2 separate regions of the Mus musculus genome follow, and region 1 is linked to region 2. Evidence: chromatin loops called from intact Hi-C (ENCODE). Cell type or tissue: gastrocnemius. All regions are shown on one strand. Links, peaks and the distances in the headings refer to the core of each region. The heading gives the core; the rest is flanking DNA.

Region 1 (8,019 bases), core at 1,989-6,988, 910 kb before region 2:
TGCATGTTTTACTCGGGGTAAACAACGGCTAGCTACACCTTGGAGAATGAGAAGGGGTTTTTCTTAGCGCTAAGGTACATCACAAGGAGAGACATTCCAGGTGCTCACTGGGCGGGTTCTTATTGGACGAAAGGGAGTTGAACGTGTGAATTCACCAAGAACTGGGTGACATTCCTCGGGTAGGGGATGAAGGGGTCAGGCTTCCAGATAAGGTCAGGCAGAGAAGAAGAGGAAGCCATACTGAAAAAGGGAGCCCCTCCGTTTTGCTTGGAGCTCAGGGAGCTGTCTCGTCATGGTAGACGTTAATAGCAGGGTTTCCCAACACCTACTGAGCAGGTGCAGTTCACAGAGAATCGGACAGTCACTGCCTACCTGTGATCCAGGCCCTTCCAGTGTAAACCAGTGAGTGCTGGCTGCTCTTCTAGTCTTCTCTGTGCCTTGTCACACTGGACACGGGATCAGGAGGGCAGGGAGCACAACCTGGGTGACAGGTTGTTCGTGAACTTATTGGAGTAAAGGCTGCTGTTACTCTTGCATAGCCTTCCGTAGCTCGTTGCTTGCCTGTTTTGAGAGAGGGTCCTGACATACGTACATCATGCTGACATCACCACCATGCCTGTCCTTTAACAAGTCTTTCCCCAAAGGGTTAAAGCATGTATCTACTGCTATAACAAATGACCCCACTCCTAGCATCTTCAAAAGAGCCGACATTTCTTCCCTTGCGGTTTTGGGGCTTTGCTAGAGTTCCCACACTGGAGTCGTCTTTCCTCACAGCTGGATGTGGGGCCTGAAATACAGAGTTTGAGTGAATGTCCCAAAAATAGGCAGTTTGTGGCTCCTGCCCTCTCTGCATCCTGTGTGAGGCTCAGGCCAAGGAGACGGGACTCCTAGTCTATTCCTCTCAGGCAAGGGCACATAACCCCCTCATCCCCACAGCTTCCAGCCCACAGCCTCACGGTTATCCTTAAAAGGCAGGAGTTGACTTTTCCAGATAACAGTGAACGACCAACAGGTTCCCTCACTGTGATGGTGCACTGAAGAGCGAAGCTACCTGGTAATAAAACGGATGACTCTCCTTCTCAGATACCAGGCAGCAGGACAGGCTGCTGGCTTGTGCTTTCAGCCACCTAACGGAAGGTAGGTGGTACGTTTTCAGGCTCTCCCCAGTGGGGTACTACATCGATGTGTTATTTTGAACCTTAGCCAAGGGTGAAAGCAACCGACTCTGGCTCTGGACAAAGCAACAGCTGAATCTGGATGGGCCTTACAGAACTGAGCCGCAGGTGGCTTGTGCCCTGTGCAACGGCTTTACATGTGTTTCAGCATTTGCACCTTAGGACCGTGAGTGTCTGAGCGGTGTCTTTACCCAGGTCTTGTCATTGAGCAGCAGTAACTCTGCCTGTCTCTCTCACACAGGTACTAGAGGCAGGGGTGGAGTGGAGGGACTCAAGTTACTGTGTTCACAGGACTTCACCCCTGTACACTCCAGTAACCCCAGACTGTGTGTCAACCACAGGTGAATAGCAACCTAATCTATTTTTCTAATTTTTAATTCTTTGAATTTCACATCATGCGTCCCATTCCCACTCATCTCCCTGTCCCTGCATAGTCACCATGTGCCCTTGCAACCTTCCCCACAAAAGAATATAAGATAGATTTTAAAAAAATAAATAAAACAAAAAATCATGGAAGCTTTAGTGTGTCACAGCATGCCCTTTTGTCCACACTTCTTCATGTGCAAATGTTCACTGCCATGAGTCTGTTTCAAGGCCTCTGGGTCCTGCTACACCATTAATGCTGGGTCCTCACCTGGACTCTGGTACGTCCCGTTGTTGCCCTGTGTCATGGAGATACTGTAGCGTTGGGCCTACAGGACTGGCCCCTTCACAAGCTCCACCTAGATATTGTGGTTGGCCAACTCGGAGCCCTGAGTTGGTCAGCCTGGCCACTCTCCTGCCCCTGCACCACCAGGGTGAACTGTCCAGCATCGCCCCAGCTAGCATCGCCCCAGCTAGCACACCCAGTGCTGCAGATGCCAAGAGAGAGGGTCAGCTCTTCTGCTCTCATGCCCTGGGGACTGGCTCACCAGCACCTTCATCACTAGGGTCAGCTCTACTGTGCTGCCCAGGCAAGGTGCAGGGCCTCTCCCAAGTGCTGCAGCCAGTGAGGGGTGGGAGCACACATCTCTCCCCCACCCCAACCCCAACCCCCACCCCATGGCAATGAGGTGGGTGGCCAGGCCAGCTCTCCTGTACTCATACCCTGGGGCCAGATCACCTGAGCTTCCCACCCTACCCTACCCCCAACATCAAAGGGAATTGTGCTGCCTGGGTGAGGGGCAGAGCCAATTCTCCTGGGTGTGGTGGCCAGGTCAGCACAGTGCCTCAGTCAACAGTCCAGACCAGCGTCATCTGCATGGCCTTTGATTGGTAACATGGGCCTGGGACATCAAAACAGACCCCGATTGTGACAGGACCAAAGATCCACCCCACCCACCCAGCATCCTGGGCTGGGATGTCCCCATGGCCTCAGGTGGTGGCAGCACAGGCCACTTGCTCCACATGGGTTCCCCACTCCCCCTAGCAGTGTGGCCCTCAGACATCCAGTTGTCCCTTGGTAGTAACTTGGGCCACAGACCCAGGATGGCTCTTGGCAGCAGCCTGAGCCAGGACCTCACCATGGCTTCTTCAGGCCGCCTGCTCCTCACCATGATCAGATCACCATTTCCACCTTTCTCTACAGCCTTCCTTCCTTCCTCTTCCATCTCTCCACTGAGTACTTCATCTTTCCCATCTCTCTGTCACACATGTATGCTTCATACTGGCTCCCTTGGTGTGTACTTGGGTGTCTTTCGGCCTCCCTCCCCAGCCAAGTGTGGCCGAGATGGGTGCTTGGGTCTTTCTTTGGGCTGCTGGGCCCAGCATGGCTGGGGCAGGCGCTTGGGTCCAACTTAATAATCTTTATAGTGTACATATTACCATCTAAAATGCTTGCTAGTCAGGGGTAGCTCACAGCTGCAATTCTAACACTTAGGAGGCTGAGGCAAAAGTATTTCTCTTAAGTTCAAGGCTAGCCTGGGAGAACTAGAGGTTTCCAGCCTCATCTGTTTAAGATGTGACCATATCTCAAAATTTTAAAATACATTTCCTGATTAACTGCAGTGCTTTTATACTTTAAAAGTGACGACCTTTCATTTTATACACAGAGACCTTCCCAACCTATAATCCTGTCCTTCCAGCCACCGGGAAGCACAGATTAAGCCCTTGCAACTATATTTTGTGCCCTGCACTTTCTCTGTAACTTTTATCTCAGTGGAGCCAAGGGTTCTCCTGAAGGGCAGAGGAGCTCATTCCGCAGACCTCATGGGGTTTGAAAATAAAGATACTTTCAGAAATGTTTAAGAATTCTAGCCCCAGTCTGGAGAGATGGCTCAGCGGTTAAGAGCGCCGACTGCTCTTCTGAAGGTCGTGAGTTCAAATCCCAGCAACCACATGGTGACTTACAACCATCTGTAATGAGATTTGATGCCCTCTTCTGGGATGTCTGAACTCAGCTACAGTGAGTGAGCAGGGTCTGAGAGGGGGAAAAAAAAGAAGACAGCTACAGTGTACTTACATATAATAAATAAATAAATCTTAAAAAAAAAAAAAAAAAAGAATTCTAAGCCCACGCTAAAGACTGACTAACCCTAACAACTGCATTCAGTCCCTGAGAAGCACACGGCGGAAGAAGAAAGCCAGTTCCCGAACGCTGCCCTCTGATCTCCATTTGTGCACTGTGGCATGTGTCTTCCTAACATGTAAACACAGCCAACTTTTTAAAAATTAAGGAATCGCAGCTCAGCTTACCATTTCTGGTGATCAGTTTCTAGGTTTCATACATTTCATCACTATTAAGCTCCCTGTCACTCACCTGTGCTCTAAAATGACTTCCTGACTCAATACGCGATGAGCTTGGTAAGCTGCCTGCAAGCCAAAGCTAGCCACACACTGAGAACAGTTTAAAGCGTAAAGAGAGGGGGAAATCACATGACCTACAAAGATTTTAAAACGACAACAACCAACCCAGTTCCTGTGCTGTGCTGTGCTGTGCTGTGCTGTGCTGTGCTGTGCTGTGCTGTGCTGTGCTGTGCTGTGGGAAGGTCTGTGAATCCTGATGCCAGGATCGGGTGACCAGAGTAGTGACAGTGTAATAGCTCCCTCCAGGCACAACCCCATGTTTAAACTCCAGACAAACGTTCTGTACGGGCTAGAGTGGAGGAGGAAGATAGAACGTTGGGTAGGTAGATGAATACCACCACACACACCAAAACCAAGGGGAAGTGGAGCTCATGGACAAGGCAGCCCACCCAGAGATGCTGAACTAAAAGGGAGGAGATGGCCACGTTCCCATGGTGGGGGCAGACACTGTTGTGCAGGGAGCGAGGGCTTCCGGGGGTAAGCCCCTTACCTATGTGAATAAACACAGAGTGCAAGGCAAGCATTAGCTACTACTCAGAAAAGATCCCAGAAGAAAGATTCTTAAGAGAACCCAACTCTGCAGATCAATTTAAACATTAAACACAACTATAGAGTGCCTACAAGAAGTGCGCATTTAAAACAGGATGAAAGCGATTGGATGTGAGAAGACAGACCATGTGAACAGCAGTGTACCAGCTAAATAGACCACAGGGTGATATTGCCGGAAATGATGGTTCATCAGGGAGATACAATCACGGCCATGTATCAACAGTGCTGAGGGGCAACTATAGAGCTGGAGATTCGATGACTAATTACAAAAACAACCAAAGCAGTGAATTTATAAATGAGCCAAAAAGAACTCTACAGCTGTGACCCAGGCCGCAACTCTTAGACACAGTTCTCTAGCTGCAGATGACATAGTCTTCAACTAGAGCATGTCGTGTTTTTATCTGAAGACTGTGTGCCACACAATCTTACTATATCTGAGATTATCCACACAACATTCACCGGGGTGGAATTAAATTCAAATTTTATAAACCTGTACTTTAAAAGCCTACAAATATTCATAGAAATTAAGCATGCTAATAAAAATAACTTGTGGGTTAAAAAGACATTCCCCAGTGAACTAAAAACTTATTCTGAACTGGAGCTGGGGAGGTAGTTTAGTCTGTAAAGTGCTTGCTATGCAAACATGAGAACATAACTGTGTCCCCAGAGACCATGGGGATATGACAGCTTGTATTGGTAATCTCAGCATGAGGGAGGTGGAAACAGGAGATCCATGGGGCTAAATGGCCAGACAGCCCTACTAATTGAGCCCCAAGGCCCGGTGAGAGACACTGACTCAAAAACAAACAAGCAAACAAACAAACAAAACAAGTTGATAGCTCCAAATGAACAACACAAATTTGATCTCTGCCCTCTCTATGTATATGCACACACACACACACACATATATACATACATGCACAGAAGTATTCACAATGACAAGAGGCTAGGACAGGCTGGGACAATGCAGTGAGACTCCATCTCAAAGGGTTAAGGAAGACAAATTATCATATAAAACGGAGGCCTAAAATGAACCCAAAGTTTTACCTCCAGAAACTATAAAAAGAACAAAAGTAAAACCTAAGAAGAAAAACAAAAGTAACAAGAAGAGAAATAAACTGAGAGGAAACTCAGCCTGAGGCTGTGAGGGCAGATCAGCGACAGCAGGCGGTGGCTCACCTTTCACTGGACTGACAGATAAGGGGACAGCCTGTCCCTCTCAGGAGTGAAAGAGCAGGTGTCACTACAGAGCCCACAGCCCTTAAAATATCAGTCATCTACAAAAGGAGGGACTGCAGATGCTGAAGGGACAGAAGACAAGGAAGGGGAACGCTGGGAAAATATTAGGAAGTGCTTTATGTCAGAGCAATGACTATGGATCAGAACTCATTCGGTAAGAGACAACCTGATCTTAAATTGAATCCCAGGCCGGAGAGTCTGCTCAGTGGGTAAGATCATTTGTTGCTCTTGCAGAGGACCCAGGCTCGATTCTCAGCACCCATCTAGTAGCTCACCCATCTGTAACTCAAGTCCCAAAGGGTCCAAAGCCCTCTTCTGACCTTTGAGGACACCAGGCACACATATGCACATATATAGAGACATGAAACACACACACTCTTGAATCATTTTAAGAAAAACTGGCCGGGCAGTGGTGGCGCATGTCTTTAATCCCAGCACTTGGGAGGCAGAGGCAGGCGGATTTCTGAGTTCAAGGCCAGCCTAGTCTACAGAGTGAGTTCCAGGACAGCCAGGGCTACACAGAGAAACCTTGTCTTGAAAAAACAAAAAACGGAAGGAAGGAAGGAAGGAAGGAAGGAAGGAAGGAAGGAAGGAAGGAAGGAAGGAAGGAAGGAAGGAAGGAAGGAAGGAAAACTGGGGGCTGGAGAGATGGCTCAGCAGTTAAAAGCACTGACTGCTCTTCCAAAGGTCCTGAGTTCAAATCCCAGCAACCACATGGTAGCTCACAACCACCCATAATGAGATCTGATGCCCTCTTCTGGTGTGTCTGAAGACAGCTACAAGTGTTCTTACATATAATAATAAATAAATCTTATTTCCCAGCAACTACATGATGGCTCACAACCATCTGCACAACTACAGTATACTCATATACATAAAATAAATAAATCTTTTTAAAAAAAGAAAAGAAAGAAAAACTGAATTTAGAGTCAGCAAGATGGCTCAATATGTAAAAGTGCTTGCTTCTGGGGGGGTGGGTATGGGGGACCTTTGGGATAGCATTGAAAATGTAAACGAGGAAAATACCTAATTAAAAAAAAAAGTGCTTGCTTCACATGCCTGATGATTCTAAATTCAACTCCCAGAACCTCTATCAAGCCAGACACCATGCTCATATCTGTGATCCCAGCATTCCTAAGGCAGGAAAATTTCAGAGTAGCTGAAACAACAAACCCTGCTTCAAACAGGGTCTAGCCAATCAGTGAGCTTCAGTGAGAGACCCCGACTCAGAAGACAAAACAAAAAGCAATGGGGGACAATATCAAGGTCAACTTTGAGCCTCCATACCAACGTGTGTGTGTGTGTGTGTGTGTGTGTGTGTGTGTGTGTGTGTGTGTGTGTGTGTGTGTGTTTCCTTAGTTCTGTTGAGATATAAGAGAAAAAAGGATAACCTTTTCCAAAGTGTTTGTTTGGAGGCAGGATCTCACTGCACTCACAGAGATCCACCTGCCTCTGCCTCCCAGTGTCTAGGATTAAAAGGGTATACACCACCACACCAGATTTCATACAGGGACTACACCTAAATGGTGTACATGGCAATAAAGGGGATGGTGGTAACTCAAGCAAAGGGTTATGAAAAAGCCACATGGAAAGTTATTATCTTGTATCAAATAAAGATAGAATTATTGCTGGGTGTAGTGGCGCATGCCTTCAATCCCAGCAGAAGCAGGGGTAGACGGATCCATGTACTGGAGGCCAGCCTGGTCAACATGAGTTGCAGCCAGCCAGGACTACAGAATAAAACCCTGTCTTTAACGCAGAGACTGTTAGAAGGAAGATGTGCTACATAGCTAGCTAGGACTGCTCCTAGAGCTAGTTACCAGTTGATGGTCAGGGAGACCTCAGAGGCCCCTAAACTAATACAAGCTCTTGACACCCCTCATGGCTGCCCATGGTAAGACCCTAGTGCTGAAGACACCACACACTTTGGTTATAAGAGCTACAGAAATCAAGCCAAGGGCTGGAGAGATAGCTCAGTGGTTATGAACACTGACTGCTCTTGCAGAGGTCCTGAGTTCAAATCCCAGCAACTACATGGTAGCTCACAACCACCCATAATGAGATCTGATGCCCTCTTCTGGTGTGTCTGAAGACAACTACAGTGTACTCATATACTAGATAGATAGATAGATAGATAGATAGATAGATAGATAGATAGATAGATAGATAGAAAAGAAAAGAAAAGAAAAGAAAAGAAAAGAAAAGAAAAGAAAAGAAAAGAAAAGAAAAGAAAAGAAAAGAAAAGAAAAGAAAAGAAAAGAAAACTCAAGCC
Region 2 (8,019 bases), core at 1,167-6,166:
GGGATGGAGGGCGTAGCCTGCTGCCTCACGAATAAACAAACTTTGCCAAGGCAAGCTTTTCTTTACCAAGGCAGATCGGTTCTCAGCCTTTGGGCCAAAATCAAATGTCAATCACAGGACTGTGTTTTTGTTTGACTAATTTATTTTTATTTTATACATGTAGGCAAAGCAGCCCACATGTAGGACTGTTCACCATGTGTGTGCTTTGTGCATGCAGAGGACAGAAGAGGGCATCAAATCTGAACTGGAGTTACAGAGTTACAGAGTCACCATGTGGGTGCTAGGAATCAAACCCCGGTGCTCTGGAAGAGCAGCCATCATTCTTAACTGCTGAACTGTCTCTCCAGCCCCGTAGGCTGAGTTTTTGCAGCCTTCTTTCCTCCCTGCCTGCCCTTGCTCTGTGTTTCAGGATCCTCTCTCAGTTTTGGGTACTGGCTTGCTCAGGATCCTCTCTCAGTTTTGGGTACTGGCTTGCTCCTCTAGTACTGGGGAGAGGGTGGAGCCTGGCTCTGAGGGTCAAAGATGCACACCAAACACAAGCTTCTCACCGCCATCCACCATATCACCAAGCTTCCCACCGCCATCCACCATATCACCAAGTGGTACTGGAGCTCAGAGTTCTCCATCCTCAGGGAGCACTAGTGAGGAGCACGGGGACTCAGAGATGGAAATGACAGAACCAGAACTGGTGAACTCATGTGGGTTGCAGATGACTGTTATAGCCAGCCAGGCTACTTCTGGAGGCTCCGGGAGAGCTTTCCTTTCAAGCCCTGTCACAGGTGGCTGTTAATGGCTCACAAGTCAGTGGGAAACTCTGAGGTGGGCTTGTCACCAAGAGACTGGTGGCAGCTGTTTGCTCTTAGGCTTATGTGTCACAGAGGCCAGGTGCCAGCTTACATAAAAAGACATGGCTGGCTGGGAGGCCCGGCCAGCCACTGTCAGGCATGAACCCCACCTCCCCATCCACCATCAGCAGAAACAGCTCTGGGCTGCCGGAGCAGGGACCTGACACTGGGGTGCTGTCAGTCTGTCTTCTGGTTTAAATTCTATCCTCATCATCGTTCCCTCTCTCCACAAAACATCACATCACTGTTAGCTTTGAGTGGGGGACTGTGGATTTTTTTGCCAGCAGATGTAATTGAAGATTGGTGGGGCCTTGGAGGAGCCAGAAAACCCAGCCTCCCTTGGGGAAGGGCCTCTTTGGAAAGTGTATCCCCTCCCTCTAGGGGCTGAGGGGCCACCATGCCTTTCACACTCCAGTGAAAAAAAGCTCTACTCTGAAGATCCCAGAGGCCAAATATTTGCTTTTTCAATCTACCCTGACCTTTCCCATCATAGAAGATGGTGTCAGCCCTTTCTGGCTGCTGCGGAGCGGGGCATGCTGGGAACCAGTCATTTTCCCCCCTGGCAGCTCTGCCACCCCTCGAGGCCCTGGGGTGTCACAGGAAATCATTGGGGTTTCTGAAGAGATACCCTGAGGTTTGTGGAGGGAAGTTTTCCTGGAGTCTGGGGGAAGCAGGAAGATGGGAGAAGTCAGGAGTTCTGATTGCCTCAGATCTGTCCTGGGGACCTAAGACATGTCCATCCGCACTAGCTCTGGTCCTCACTCAGGCTTTCAGCCCCACCTCTGCCTCTTATCTTATCTGCAGTGAGATGGGTCAAAGCACTCTGAAAAGTGCAGCATCTTAGCATCATCTGCAAGGTTCAGGGCAGCCTGTGGCCCTGTGGACTACAGTCATATGTGTCCTCGGAAGTTTCAGAAAAGAGCCTGTCCCAGGGCTACAGAGAGGGGGAGAGAGATTCAGTGATGAAGCGGCTAGAAGCAGGGGCCCATGGGTGAGACTCCTCCCCACCTGCCAAGGGAACACGCCAGGGCTGGTTATAACTGCTCCGTTCACCCTGGTCAACCTTAGACCCTTCGAGGCTATGGGAAAGCATGGGCAGAAGGTGCCAGAGGCCAGAGGGAAGGGAACAGAAAAACATCAGTCTCTTCTGGACCGGAGGGCAGAGCCAGGGCTCTAGACCCTTTAGCTGGCAATGAGTGGTAACAGGTTGCTATTCTATTTTACTAGCTGCAGAATTCCAGGGACTCGATGCAAAATGAAAGAGGAGGGTGGGGAGAGTCCTTGTTTAAAACATTATGCATTTCAAGATTCCATCAGTGGCACCATCACAGGACCAAGTGTGGGTCCTGTGGGAGTACTGAATGAGCGGCACATGGGACCAGTCAGAGATTTGTCTGCCAGGCCCTTTCCTCTGGAATACCCAATCCTTGGACACCAGAGAGACAAACCACCACTGCACCAGTTGAAGCAGGCTTGACAAATGGGGCCTGATCTCCTGTCACAACTGTCACTTTTCATCAACCCCCACTCCCCCCGAAAGTAGAGCTTTGAAGCCCTGAACACCATCCCACGGGCCCTCTGAGGAAGTTAGAGGTGGTGGAAGTTCTCCTTCGGCTGCTAGGGGAGAGTTACCAAAAGGCACCAGAGCGAGTACCCCAAACCTCATGACCTGGAAGGGAGCTCTCCGGTACCCGGGAGGTACAGCTTGGAACCAAGAAGGGTTTTTACTTCCATTCCATGTCTGTCTGGCCCTCAGGGCTTGCTCAGTTGCTCTGTCCTCAAGTCAGAGGTCAGGGAGTGTCAGATAGTGGGGCTCCGACTGGTCTGATAGCGAGGGAAGGGGACAGAGTTGGTAAGAGAAGCAGCTTACACCTGGGGAGGGTCTGCGGGAGCCTCTGGGATGGGACCTCAGCTGTGATCCACAACCAAGCATCCTTCTGTGCTCACTGGGGAACTGGATCCGAATCTTCTCGGAACTTTAAATTTGTTTTAAGGGGTAGGAGAGCAATGGCGGTGAGGCCGGTTGCTGCAAGGGCCCTGTGTGATGGTTCACCCTTCCTCTCTTTCTCCGGACTTAGGGCTCTTCCTGTCCCCTTCCGACCCTACCCCATCCCTCCTCACTATCTCCTGAAGGATAGTTTTTTTAAAAAGTCAGGGGCCCTGACCTGTAATATCTATTATGGGGACTTTCAGCCCTCCTGCAGCCCAGGCATCAGGGTGCCCTGGCCCGGCCCTTGTCTTGGGAGGAAGGATGGATGTTCTCTATGCTCCCGGGGAGTCTGCTTACCTTTCATGGTCCCTTCTGCGCGGGCCTCTGCAGGGCCCCCGCGGCGCTCGAGTAGCCTTGGATGGAGCGGGAAGCCGGGGTCCTCCCCAGGCACCGACCGCGGCCCCTAAGTGCGGCCCGCGGGTCTGAGGCTTGGGTGGGGACACATGCGGCGCTGTGCCGCTGCTCGGGCGGCGAAGCAGGAGAAGGATCCCGGGGGTCGCAGGCTGGGGACACCACGCTGCCCGCCGGAGCCCGGCGAGCTGTGTTGCCCCGCGCCCCGCAGTCCTGGCCTCGCGCGCATCCCTCCCTCCGCCTCCCGCCCTCCCTCGTCGTCACCGCTTGGGCCCCGGCCCAGATCAACTTCCTTGATATTTTCAAAACTGCCGCTGCCAGGGCCCTTTGTGCCCCTGATGCGTGGGGCTGGGTGCGCGAGAGGGTTCCCCACCCCGGGGGAAAGCGTGGTTACAGTTGTGGTGGGCGGGGACCGGGACCCTGGATTTCAGTCCTGTATAGTTCCTTTGCCTGGCTATAAAGCAGAGAGACCGGGAGGAGCAAGAATTCTTGGGCATCAGCCTTCTGCCAACTGTTGGTTTTGCTCTGGTCTGTGCTCTCCACATCCGTACACCTCTGCACTGCAAGCCTCCTCTTAACCTGGTCGTCTCTAGTTGACAGGGCTTGCTTGCTATGGTTCTGCCACTGCTAAGTTCAGTAATGTTGAATTTCTTATCTGCAAGGGAGAACTGGGCCCTGAGCACTCCCAAATCCTGCTACATGTGGCTGGGCCACTGGTGTAAAGGACCCTAGAGGGAAAGCCGCCTCAGACTTGAAGTTGACTCTTGTCATAAAAACCCCCATAAAAGCTCCATTTTGTGTTAAGTGAGCATATGTTAACCACACATTCAGCGGTTGGTCGGTTGGTCACCTCCCAACTTCCAGATCCTGCCCCAAGTTCTGGGAGAAGGTGAGGAACACTTGTCGGTAAGGACCAGAAAGCCAGCAATTAAGCAACAGCACGGAGATGTGGCGGACATTATGATGGCAAAGGTCAGGACCTCCAGAGGGAGGACAACCCAGCCTGGTCTCCTGGCTGAAGATGGAGATTGGAGATGGTGGTAACATCAACAGCAACACTAAGGAAGCCAACTGGCAGAGGAGAGCTGGTTCCCACCCCCCTATTCCTCACACTCCCTATCCCCATCCCCCCCCCCCCCCACCTCCTGACCACCACCTGGGCATCCCTGACACGGGGAGAAATTGTGTTAGGTAAATGACCTCTTGGTCCAACATGTTTTGGGGTAGTTCCCTCAGCTTACTCCCATTCTTGGTGGGGCTGGATAGGGGTGTGAGCTTTTCTTTTCTTTTCTTTTCTTTTCTTTTCTTTTCTTTTCTTTTCTTTTCTTTTCTTTTCTTTTTCCTTTCCTTTCCTTTCCTTTCCTTTCCTTTCCTTTTCTTTTCTTTTCTTTTCTTTTCTAAAAAAGCTCTATTTCTAACATGTGTCCTGTTGCTGTTCTTTATTGCCTCAGGACTCACACCCACCCCTGTAACACTGATTGCTAACAGCCCTGCTGTCTACTCCTTCCCTGCATGTCTTCCTCAGTTAAGACTGGACTAATGCTGGGCGTGGTGGCTCACGCCTTTAATCCCAGAGTTGAGAGGCAGAGGCAGGCGGATCTCTGAGTTCGAGGCCAGCCTGGTTTACAAAGTGAGTTCCAGGACAGCCAGGGCTATACAGAGAAACCCTGTCTCAAGAAGAAGAAGAAAAAAGACTGGACTAAAGTGCTAAGGGTGGGGATTGGGTGGAGGAAGAGACTACTATTCAGCCAGCAGACCAGAGAGAGCTAAGCTCCTTTGCCTGCAGTCTGCTTGCCCTTGCCCTGGGAAGTTCACAGATTGTGAAGTGTGCACCCCAACTGTACTAGTAGAAACATACTACCGGAAGGGAGAGAGGCTAGGACACTAAGTCTGCCACACGAGTCAGGGTTTCTGAGAATCATAGCCTGTATCAGGGGCACTTCTTTGGAGGCACCAATTAGACATTCCTATCCATCCATCCATCCATCCATCTATCCATCCATCCATCCATCCATCCTTCCTTCCATCCGAAGAGACTCGTCTTGGTGGTTGCCCGTTTATTCACTTGTTTGACCCTCTGTATTAGTTACTTTCCTTGTTGCTGTGATGAAATAGGGATAAAACACCTTAAGGAAAAGGGGGTTTGTTTGGGCTCCTGGGTTGAGCATACAGTCTATCACAGAGGGGTCAAGAGCAGTGGCTTCTCCGGCTGTGGCCACTGGAAGGTGAGGCATTGGTTGTTGGAGGTATCACATCACATGTAAGCATTGTGTCTGCGATCAAGAAGCAGGGAGAGCCAGATGCGGACGCTCAGCTCAGCTTCTCTTTCTTTCCCTTTTTGTTCCATCCAGGATCCCGGGCCCTGGGATGATGCCAGCCATACTTGGGGTTGGTTCTTCTGACCTCAGTTAAACCTCTACAGAAGCACCCTTATAGACACCCACAGAAGTTTGATTCCCTGGTGATTCTAGGTCCTGTCGAGTTGACCAGATAGACTACACACTCTCTTAGCAATCCTGTGAAGTAAATACCACCATTGTCTTCATGGAAAGGCTTGCTAGTAAGGCGGAATGGTGGGACTTGAACCTGGGCAGGCTAAATCCAATACTTGTTAAAGCATGATGGAAAGTGCTTAGATATTTGTGGACACAGTGAGTTTTAAAAGGAGCTCTTCATTTTAATCCATGTTTTCTGTAGCTGGTGGGCAGATGGCCTCACCCTTGCACGAGGGAGCAGGGAACCTCTCCCAGTGCCTTTCTGGGTCTGAGGATATTTACATCAAGGCCCCTGGGGATGATGAAAGCACAGAAGCCAGAGAAGAGGCTTGCAGCAACTAGAGAGGGGAGGGGGAACTGTTTGGTACCATTTTCATTCTAGCTATGGAAGGCTGAGGATGGCTGTGCGTGTGCACACAGGCCATACCTACATTGAAAGTCAAAGGAGATGGCTAAAGGCAAATTCATCTCCAGGGAGAAATATGACCATAATGGTAGATGTGCCAGGGATTTATGAAAGCCCAGTGCCCCTGAGAAGTACTGCCAAACCTCTGCTTTCAAGCCTTTTAGTGAGTTCCACGGGCTCCAGATTTCTTTTGCTTGAGGCAAAACTCTATCCTCAGTTTTCCTCCGAGCTTCTGTGATCCTCTGCCGCCTCTGGTTCACTGAGACCCCAGTGCTCACCCCTCTCTTGCACACTCACACCCTACATGGGGAAAGGCCCTCAGGCAGCATTTCCACTTTGCCTGCTACCTGACAACGAAGCCTCACAGGTCCTCGCAGTCTCTCCCTTCCTCCTGATTACCAAAGGGAGCAGTGTTGCCACATCTACAGCCTCTTCAACTTGTGCAAGGGACACTGTCAATGGATGCTACTCAGAGCTCTGCAGAGAACCAATAGGACGCACATCTAGCTGCCCTGCTTCATGCTCAGGGAATGGGTCTCCAGGGCTGCTGTGGATGCCTGAAACCAGAGACAACACAAACCACAGATATACTATGTTTGTTCCTAAACATAGACTAAGGTAAAGCTTAACTTATGAGTTAGACATAGTAAGAGACTAACAATAAGTACAGAAAGTGGAACAAATGTAAAAATACTGTATGTAAAGTTATGTGAATGTGGCCAGTTCCACTCAAGGTACCTGATCACACTGTGTATGCACTAATGGGTATGTAAGATCCACGCCATGGATGTGCTGAACAAAGACCTGGTCCACGCCATGGATGTACTCTACAAAGACCTGAGGATGTAAAAATGTCATCAAGATCACTAGTCTGTTAACTAAAAGCAAATAACAATAAGAGTTTAAGATGCTTGCAGGCATATTACATACCTCGACAGGAGAAGAGATTATAAAAACGTAATTATCTCCAAGATAAAGTGTAGACTAAATGCAATTACAATTACCTCTTTTTCAACTGGGCAATGTCATTTTAAAATTCATACAACAATTCCACATGCAAGAATTGAAAAATCTTTTAAAGGAAAAAAAAATCTATGTAATTAAAGCAATGTATTCCACACAAGTACACACACACACACACACACACACACACACACACACACACACACACACAGACCAGGCAGACACACACACACACACACACACACACACACACACACACACACACACACACAGACCAGGCAGAGGTCAGGTCAGGCCAGGTTAGGTCAGGTTCATTCTGAAGTTGGAGACAAGTGGATGTTCATGGTCCAGCTGTTGGCAGAAGCCACGTGGAAGCCTAGCATCCGGGCTCCCACTGACTGAAGCACAAGGAAGCTATCATGACTGCAGACACAGTTGAGGAAAAGGAACCCAAAAGGCTTCTGTGACAACCCCTACCTCCCCAAAGTAATAGCCTAGAGAGGAAACCATCAAGAATTAAAAAAAAAAAAAACCTAACAACAAACAAACAAACAAACAAACGGGGGGGTCAGGGGTTGCTGGTGGAGAAGGGTTCAGCTTCCCTGGAAAGGCTGGCCACTAGGAGTCTGACAATGCTTTGGTGAATGTATGAACAACTCACAATTGACTTCATTTCTCACCCCCTCCCCCTCCCCCTGCCCCTCCCCCCCCTCCTCCTCTTCTCTGTGTGTGCAGGGTAGATATGGGAGGTCTGGGGGGTGAGTACCATTGGGGGGCACGGTGTAAGATTCCCCAAAAGCAATAAGAATATTACGTTAAACAAAACGGTGAGTGAGATGGAGCATTGGCCTTTAGCTCTCGGCTTTGTGACCAGGGATCTAAAACTGCAGTCGCTGTGCCTTCTCCACACAATAGCCTATGCCCTCAAGTCTCAAGCAAAGCAAGCCCTTCCTCCTTGAAGTAGCTTTT

What was found. Peaks named below come from ENCODE experiments on the same cell type or tissue, not always from the same donor. Only the 100,000 strongest peaks of a DNase experiment are listed, where the experiment ranks them.
Region 1: a loop joins it to region 2, with 6 times the contacts of the local background. A loop is called at or near these places in 2 of 42 quality-filtered maps.

The regions. Positions count from the first base shown.
Region 1 is chr14:65,040,672-65,048,690 of GRCm38, forward strand. It overlaps Gm52118 (a long non-coding RNA gene), which reads right to left and starts at 6,011. Exons shown (of 4, transcript XR_003951141.1): 1 at 3,913-6,011; 2 at 373-561. In gastrocnemius, for the core only: no CTCF peak of the experiment used is centred there; no DNase peak of the experiment used is centred there.
Region 2 is chr14:65,950,364-65,958,382 of GRCm38, forward strand. Scara3 (scavenger receptor class A, member 3) reads right to left here and starts at 3,381. Exons shown (of 6, transcript NM_172604.3): 1 at 3,133-3,381. The coding sequence starts at 3,139. In gastrocnemius, for the core only: no CTCF peak of the experiment used is centred there; a DNase peak (open chromatin) is centred at 3,448; H3K4me3 peaks cover 2,732 bases; H3K27ac peaks cover 2,632 bases.